Regions from separate parts of the Homo sapiens genome. Here region 2 is linked to region 1. Evidence: chromatin loops called from intact Hi-C (ENCODE). Cell type or tissue: endothelial cell of umbilical vein. All regions are shown on one strand. Each heading gives the region's core, and the rest is flanking DNA. Links, peaks and the distances in the headings are about the cores only.

Evidence for each region. Hi-C counts contacts between places; a loop is a spot of excess contacts. Peaks named below come from ENCODE experiments on the same cell type or tissue, not always from the same donor. Only the 100,000 strongest peaks of a DNase experiment are listed, where the experiment ranks them.
Region 2: it touches region 1 in a loop (9-fold over the local background); 22 of 110 quality-filtered maps call a loop at or near these places.

The regions. Positions count from the first base shown.
Region 1 is chr11:13,342,133-13,346,532 of GRCh38, reverse strand. The region is part of intron 3 of BMAL1 (basic helix-loop-helix ARNT like 1); the gene reads right to left. Among named protein-coding and RNA genes, the nearest start is that of BMAL1, 67 kb to the right of the region's middle. RefSeq lists an enhancer at 3,020-3,069. In endothelial cell of umbilical vein, for the core only: a CTCF peak has its summit at 2,207 (motif pointing right); a DNase peak (open chromatin) is centred at 2,222.
Region 2 is chr11:13,180,801-13,185,200 of GRCh38, reverse strand. No RefSeq gene overlaps it. Among named protein-coding and RNA genes, the nearest start is that of BMAL1, 95 kb to the left of the region's middle. In endothelial cell of umbilical vein, for the core only: CTCF peaks have their summits at 1,415 and 1,996 (motif pointing left); DNase peaks (open chromatin) are centred at 1,430 and 2,000; H3K27me3 peaks cover 144 bases.

The DNA.
Region 1 (4,400 bases), core at 165-4,164:
CATCAACCACTAGAAGGCGTCCAAAGGAGACACAGCTGCTCCTCTGAGCAGAGCAGGGTGAAGCTGAACCCTGCCCCTTAAGAAACCCATACCGACCATCTACAGGAAGATGATCACATCCAAGACCCCCAGTTCAGACCAAGTGACTCTCTCCTTTCCCTGGTCCCTGCTCCAGCACCCTAAAATGCAAAAGAAGAGAAAGGTGAGCCTGGCAGAGTGGATCAGTGTTCCAGGCTGAGCTGTCCCACCCAGTGGGAAGGTTCTGCACAGCCTGGTGGCAGGCCTGGCCATGTGACTGGCCCCAACCAGTGAATGAGGGCAGAAGTGACAGCCACAACTTTCTAAAGGACCTTTAACATGTGTTCCTCTGTCTGTGCCCATGACTGTCAATTTCCTGGGATAGAGGCTCCTCCTTTAGCCAAGGCCCTGGATGGACAGTAGCACAACGAAGAAATAAACCTTTGCTACAGTAAGCCACTGAGATGTTGAGGTTGTTTATTACCAGGGTGACCGACTCATCCATTTGCCTGGGACCTTCCCATTCAGCACTGAAAGTCCTGCATCCCAGGAAACCCCTCCGTCCCAGACAAACCGGGATGGTTGGTCCCCTAGTCACTACTATTGTACAACTCATCATATGCTGACAGACACAGGCAGGAAGAAGGAAATTAAGACTAGGATTCTACAGCCACAGATCAAGCCTGATCCAAGAGCAGGAACAGGAAACAATGCATTTACAATAAACAAGTTTAATTTTCACAATAACCTATCCATTCATTATGATCATTATCCCAATTTTCAAGGTGAGGAACCGAGAACTGAAGAGGCAACTTATCTTACTTAAAATGACACAGCTAGCAAGTGGGGATGAAACCCAGGTGTGTCCAGCTTTACTGCTGGTGCTTCTAACTACCATGGCTGCTGCCAATCCTGCCTCCAAAAACCACCCCCCAAAGTATAATACAGAGACAAAAGCAACATAAACAAACAAAACATAAAAAGCAAGCATTCCTGGAAAAGGAACAAGGAGAATTTATAAGAAAAAGAAGTCCTGGGTCAGGAAAGCTACAGGAACTGAGCAAACAAGTTATCTCTGAGCTTCCTGGCAGCCAGGGCAGAGAGGGAAATGCTCAGCTCTCACTCTTTTAAGACCTGGAAGAATATCAGGGAGTTCATCAGGACAGGCCTGAGCAAGGAGAGCTATCTGTTGGAAGGTTCTCTGTATGGGACCTAAGTAATACTATGCTGAATGGCTTGGGGTAAACAAGTGTTGTAAAAGAACAGAGGACTTCCCCCTTTTTAAAATGGGACCCCAGGGAAGGCCTGCCTCTCCTTCTGGCCCACTGTGTTACCCCTAGTGTGACAGCTGGGTGGAGCTCTGTTAAAACACTTGGTGAAGCCCAAGAATGTCACTTGGGTAGCAGCCTTCCATGATGTGGCGAGCTTAGGAAAATAGGGACAACAGTGAATCAACATCCTTGACAACCCTATCTGGTATCCATGTGCTTACTGATCTACTTCTCCACAAAACTCTGAATCCCCAGCAGGGGTGCTTGAGTTGCCACCTCTGCATTCCCACAACCTACCTACAGGGAGCTGGCCCTGAGCACAGCACATGCTCCAGAAGTACTGCTCTCCTTCCCCAGCCCAAACAGCCATGGCAGATGGCCCCTGGCCCCACTCTCCACTACATGGTGCCTGCCCTGATGTCTGTAGAGGGAATGAATGCTGAATTGCTCTGACCTGTTTATGCTCTGATCTGTTCAGAGGGTGGTGCCTCTGAGCAGAGGTGAGAGGCTGATGGGGCCCTGTCCCCACTGCAAGTCCTGTCCGACCTCCATGGTTACTCTGACAGCCTGTGGCGAGCCTTGCTTTGCAACAGACAGATTTAGAAGACCTTCACTGAATGACAGCAGATGCCCTGAACCTAAGGTAACAGGTGTTTGCACAAGGATCATTCAATAAGCATTTCTCTAGCCCCTAGCAGAAGCCACAATGGGGACGAAGACAGAAATCGGCAGTCCTTACGTTCAAGATGTCCTCAGTCCAGTTAGAAAGACGAGTGTTTTAATAAGTACATGACAGCATGACCAATTCAACAGGCAGGCCATGTTTACAGCTGTACAAGCAATGCACTGCCCTACTCCAGAGGTGCCTGGGGGTTTAGAAGTGGCAGATATTTGTTGAGCCATGATGACAACTCTCCAGCAGGTGGCAGTCAAGTGTCTTGAGGAAGGCGTGCTTTTTTTGTATTAGTGGAGCATAGGTAAGGTACAAGAGCAAAACAGATGAAAAAATGATTTGCTTGTGGGCTTGGGTGTGTGTGGAGGGGTGCTGAGGAGGTGTTAATAAAAGGAGATGAGACCAGCGAAGAGGTCTTATGAGGTGTTGCAGGGGTTTGCCGGGTGGCCTGGCTGGTAGGGAGAATGCCCTGAGCAGAGGACAGCACTATATGCAGTGGTACTTCAGTCTCAAAGGTGCTGGTTGTCAGGGGTCAGGGTGTGAGGGGGGCCCATTTGTGGCCCTTGGGTACCCAAATTCAACTGGTAGCTCTAGATGCTTGTGGATCCCCAAATTAAACATCAATCAAGGAGACGGCATTTGGAGCTATGGGGCTTGATCAGTTGAGAGGATCCTGCAAGGGGTAAGATTTGTAAATCTGAGGCACTTTGTCAATCAAAACCAGGCTGGTCTTTGTGGAAAAGACCCCCAATATCGTTGATAGAGGAGAGTCCACAGAATCCCAGTCTCCCAGACAGCTACTGAGGGTTGGTAGAGGGATTCAGAGGTCTAACTAAGTCACCAAACAGTGCTAGTTCCCCCAGGGCATGCATCTAGCTCAGTAAAGGCACTCAGTTTGCTGAATGATAAAAGGGATGTCTTCTTAACCCTTTGTCAAGTCCATCACTGAGGTGTAGAAAGAGAACAAGCTACCAACTCACTGGGCATCCTGGGGGGACTCTTGGTCCTGGAAGTGGAGGCACAGGCCACAGATGAGATGGCTGTGGAAAGTGGCCCGACTCCACCTGAACGCTGAGCAGCCACCCAAATTGAAGTGGCCCAGGATGAGGCAGCAGAGCAAACAAAATGGTCACAATGGGAGCATCTGAGTGGGCAAGCAGATCGAGGAGATTACTCTTTCAACAGGGCTGATTTTAATGACTGCAGAATGACTTGGAGTCCCAGGAACCATCAATCCCCCTAACATATCCACGAACCATCTGAAAAGGGAACTGATACCAATTAGTGCTTTTACTGCTCTAGACCCTTTAGAACATACTGATTCAGAGCATGTTCTCTGATGGGAGATGACGGTCAAGTTTCAAATCCTGACCCCATCATGTATGAGTGCCTAGGGTTCAAATCTTAGGTCCCACATTTACCAGCCGTGTGATGTTGGGCACAACATTTAGCCTGTATGTGTCATTGGTCTCCTGACCTGACCTGTAGGATAAGGATAACATTACCTGCCTCACAGTTGTGGTGAAAAGTAAGTGAGATATATAAAGTGCTCAGAATGGTGTCTGGAGCATAACAAGCCCTCTGTAAGTGTCATTATTATCTTCCCATTAACCATCACAACAGCCTCATAAGACAACTAGCTAATGTTTCATCCCCTGTCTTACAGATAAGGAAACTAAGTTTGAGAGAGTAAGTAACTTGATCAAGATCAGAGATTTTGTATAATGGGAAAGCAGATTTAAACACAGGCCAGTCCCATCTAAAGCCCATACTCCTTCCACTGTACAGCACAGCCTCCATGCAATCTAAGAAATGGGCACAGTCCAGAGGGTGCAGGGATTTACAAATTCTTCAAAAAACACTTCCCAAAGTTCTGCCATGGAACACTAATCCCATAGGATTGTAATGATGTTATTCGGGGGAAAAAATCAGGGGCCAAATACGTATAGGGAATGCTGGTTCAATAGTTAGGTTTTTCTTCTGCAGGGCTTCTTGGACCTTTAAACGCAGCCCTGTGGAGGGTGAAAGTCTAAGGGCAGCAGAGTCTGAGTCCCAAGTGTATGCATCCACACACCATTTATCACCTCACATCTAACAGCCAAGGGTTCCATGGGGCACACTAGGGGAACCATGCCCTGCAAGGCCATTCAGGATTAAAAGTCCCCTCCTGTATGACCCTCCCCTCCCCCTGCTGATTTCCTCACCAGAAGATGCTTATTTCCCAGGCTCTTGGCTCCTCTGAAAGCAGCCCAGGCTCTGAGGTTCATGTCCCACTTTTTCTTATGAGTGGTCTCTGGCCACTTCCTTTGCCCAGTGCGTGCTCACTGGCCTGGCACTGTCCTCTGCCCCTCACGCAGACCCCATGCATTCTGTCCCAGAACCAGGAATTTTTTGCAAGAGTTTTCCCCCAGCCTAGACCCCAGAGATGCTCTGCTTTA
Region 2 (4,400 bases), core at 152-4,151, 160 kb after region 1:
AGCTCCAGCAGTGGCTTGGAGCTGGAGAAGTCCTGCTGTCCCTGCCCAGCAGATGTGTGTGAGTGAAGGGGTTGGGGGGTGGAGGAGGAACCTATGACACAAAAGAATCTCCTGGTTTCACCACAAGAAGGACTATATGCTCCTAAGGTCTAGGTTGAAATCTGGAGTGGGATTTCCCCAGAAATGTTTTTACATTTACTTCCATCATCACAACACGATTGTTTAGATACATGAGTGAAGAATGGCATTCAATGATGAATGAATTTTATGGGTTGGCTGGACCTAACATTGTTTCTATGGTGAAATGTTTCAAATACATAGCAACCAAATCCCCAAGATGAGAAAATGTCTTCATTTACTAGGTGAAGAAAGACACATATAACCCACGCCCCTGCCATTTGAACTGACGCCACGTGGGAACCTCAGCATTCCTGAATCTTGTAGAAGCTGCCCTTGCCCTTCTTTCACGTCTTCCATTTTGAGGAGACTAAACCTGCTCTCCTTTGGCAGCCGAGGGTGTTTGGAAGTGACTCATGTAGGGAACCCACTGGTTACCCAGTAGCATGAGCACATCAGTCAAACGATTAGACCCCTGCCTCATATGTAGACCAATGACCCTGGAAATTGTTCTGTCAGACTCCTTCCAGTTCTCTGACAATCTGATAGGTGCTGGGAACACACTGCCTGGAGGTGAGTTGTTTACTTGGTTTAAGTGGTTCAGCTGAAGATTTCAACAGAGCTCTGCTGAGTTCGTACGGCAATACCAGTAGCCAGTGTTTAAACATTCATACCCCATGAAGCCAGACGATATCCAGAAATGGCACAGCTTGGAGATGCATCTTACCGAGATCACTGAGCTGCTGTGGCCTGAAAGCCCATTTAACTAGGAAGAATTATATGCAACAAAAAGCACGTTTACAAAGTCTGAAGGCTTCCTTGAGTTAGCATTTGAATGGTTGTCTTTTCTTTCATATGTGTTCTGACAAACTTTATGTTTGACTAGGTGTCTCTGTGGCTTTCTGAAATGATAATGAGTGTCAATAAATATATGGCTATATCTACATTTTAAAGTGTCAGAATAGAAGCAAATTGGAGCCAATGTGACATGGAATAAAGACTATATGAGCTTTATCACTGGACAGACCAGGTTACAATCCAGGAGCTTTGACTTATCAGCTGTGTGTCCTCGACATAGTTACTTAGCCTCCCTGAGCATGTGTCCTTAGATGTGAAATAGGAATAAGGGCACTTTATTGCCTTGTGGAGCTGTAGTAAGTGTCAACCTGGGATCAAACATTTATACATCTACTAGTTGCCTGGCATATTGAAGGTGCTCAGTAAATTGTAGATAAAAATATTTAGGATCTCATCTCATCTGAAACAGAATAAATCTGTGGATACTGGCTGCATTTACTATGAGGAATGATAGAGGGCAGACTTTACAAAGTTATGTATAAAATACATCGTCTTTCATTTTGACTTCCAAGAGGGTAGTGAGAATTCCATAAATGACTTTCTTAAATGTTTTGGCTGAAAGATGCCTCTGTCGCTACTTTTAATTTCTTTGCAGAAACTGGGGGTTTCCTGTTAGGCAAGAATTCCAGAGAAGGATATTGGGCAATGTTTAATTGACAACTTTCATCACCATGTACATGCCTGGTCCCCCAGATAATGGTGGAGCATTTTTGGCAGGTTTCTGACCACCTCTATACCTGTCATAGATTTGCTGATAAGTAGAGGAAATGAAAGATGCTGAATTTTCCTGACATCATTTCAAATTGCATCATTTGAAAACAGTATGAAGTGTATGACTAGAAGCATTACGGAATACAGAAAATCAACTTGCAGCTAACTGGCAATCAGGTTACCTCTAAATTAATGGTGGATTGGGCTGAGTGTGAATTCCATTCCACCACGAAAGAATGAATGGACATTCAATAAATATTTGTGGAACTCTGAAGACGTCCTGAAATGTAAACATTTGTTCTAGTTTACACTGCCACCTGCAGTCTTTGGGGGAACCAGCCTCACTGAATCTCCACAGCATTAAGTGTTATTTATCACTGCTTGACATTTTCAATAATTTAGAGATAAAAAACGGTATGTCTAAGTTGCTTTAGCTAGAATTTTTTGCTTACTGAAGATTTCCTACCTGTGGACTTCAACATTTTTATTTTTTAAATGAATTTATGATTATATCTTTGGCTCATTTTTCTATTTGAATCCTGACAATGTTTTTCTTAACTTCTATAATGGGCTTTTTGAAAATCATTGGTATCATCCTTTACAAAATGTAAGTGATACAGTTTTGTTAGTCTATGATTTCCTTGGCAGAGACCATAGAACATGGCAAACACTGAAAAATGTGTATTGAATTATGTTCTTTTAAGTAATCTTATATTTAAAAATACTTTTAAAAATATAAAAGAACTATGTACTTATTATTTTCAAAAAAATAAATATGTAGGCAGAGTAGAAGGATCCCCACTCAAAGGCAATCACTGTAGTTGTTACCAGGTACTTTTAATTTATTTTAATACCTGAATACTGTTCCTGCAAGTTATATTCTTATTTACCGATTTTCCAGTGCGTTCTCAGTTAGTTTTCAATTTTGCTCTATCATATACTGTTGTTACAAGAACAAAACACTAAATTATAAATATTTGTATTTACAATTGTATTGCAGTCTTCAAACCATGTGATCAACCACCTCCCTCCCACAACACACACACACGCACGCACGCGCACACACACACACACACACACACATATATATATAGTCTAAGAACAGCAAGTCCAGGGGAAGAGATTTTTGCTCTGCTGACTTGGGGGGAGTAGAAGACGTTATGAATGGCTGAAGGTAAAAGAATTGTTTACTAAGAAGGTAGTTGGGTTTGCCCAGAGGGAACACATATCAGAGGAATAGGTTATGGGATAGAGAAGATGAGAGAGTTGCACTTTTGGAAGAGAGAGAGAGATGATTAAAGAGGATTTTAACGAAGTTTTGATGTATAAGCCACTGCTACACATGTGGGATGATGAATTATTTATCTGTCTGTGATATGCTAAGTGAAAAAATTGTTGACCGGGCGCAGTGGCTTATGTCTGTAATCCCAGCATTTTGGGAGGCCAAGGCGATGGATCACAAGGTCAGGAATTTGAGACCAGTCTGGCTAATATGGCGAAACTCCATCTCACTAAAAATATAAAAAATTAGCCAGGCATGGTGGCATGTGCCTGTAGTCCCAGCTACTCAGGAGGCTGAGGCAGGAGAATCACTTGAACCCAGGAGGCAGAGGTTGCAGTGAGCCAGGATTGTGCCACTGCACTCCAGCCTGGGCGACACAGCGGGACTCCGTCTCAAAAAAAATTTGTCAGTCAGCATTTAGAAACTTTTATAGCTCTTTGGCATTGCTGCAAACCCAAGTGCATAATACACGTCCGTGGACTTGTACAACAGGGAATGTGAGAAATCACACAACTAGTGCAATAGGACCACATTAATAACATGATATTTTAAGGTCTAACAACTGTAATCCAAAAGTTTATAAAAACCTGAGAAAAATGTAAGATTGTAAAAATAGTTGTATGACTATTTTAATTTTTAATCAAGGCTGTTTTAAAACTTAAAATTTTACTTAAATTACGAAGTAAAAGTTGTTCTATTTATTGTTAACTTTAATTCACAGATGGCGAAACAAGCTCTACTGGACCATTTCATCATGAAATGATACAACTTTTCTGAATGTGGCAGTAATAAACCAAATGGTAATAATGAGAGTGATTCTGAAAAACTGAAGATCAAACACATTCAGACTACTTTTACTTGGAAATATGATACGTCATATGCTGAGTACAGGTTTGTAGCCTGAATTGATGAGGAAGTGCTTAAAAACGTGGTGTTTTCGTTTATAGAAATGTACCATGTAATGAAGCAATAAATCCACCAAAACTTAAGTGGGACTTACATATAAAATCAAAAAAGATTTATTTGAAAGAATATTGAAATTAAAATGTAATGATTAAAAAGCTAACAGAAGCAGATGTTCAATATTTCACATATAATCAATAGTACTTTGCAGGCATATTTTTTTCTTTTATTTATTTATTTTTTTTCTTTTTTTAAATATTTTTATTATATTTTAAGTTCTAGGGTACCTGTACACAACGTGCAGGTTTGTTACTTATGTATACATGTGCCATGTTGGTTTACTTCCCCCTTTAATTCGTCATTTATATTAGGCACTTCTCCTAATGCTATCCCTCCCGCATTCCCCCACCCCACGACAGGCCCCAGTGTGTGATGATCCCCGCCCTGTGTCCATGTGTTCTCATTGTTCAATACCCACCTATGAGTGAGAACATGTGTTTGGTTTTCTGTCATTGCGATAGTTTGTTCA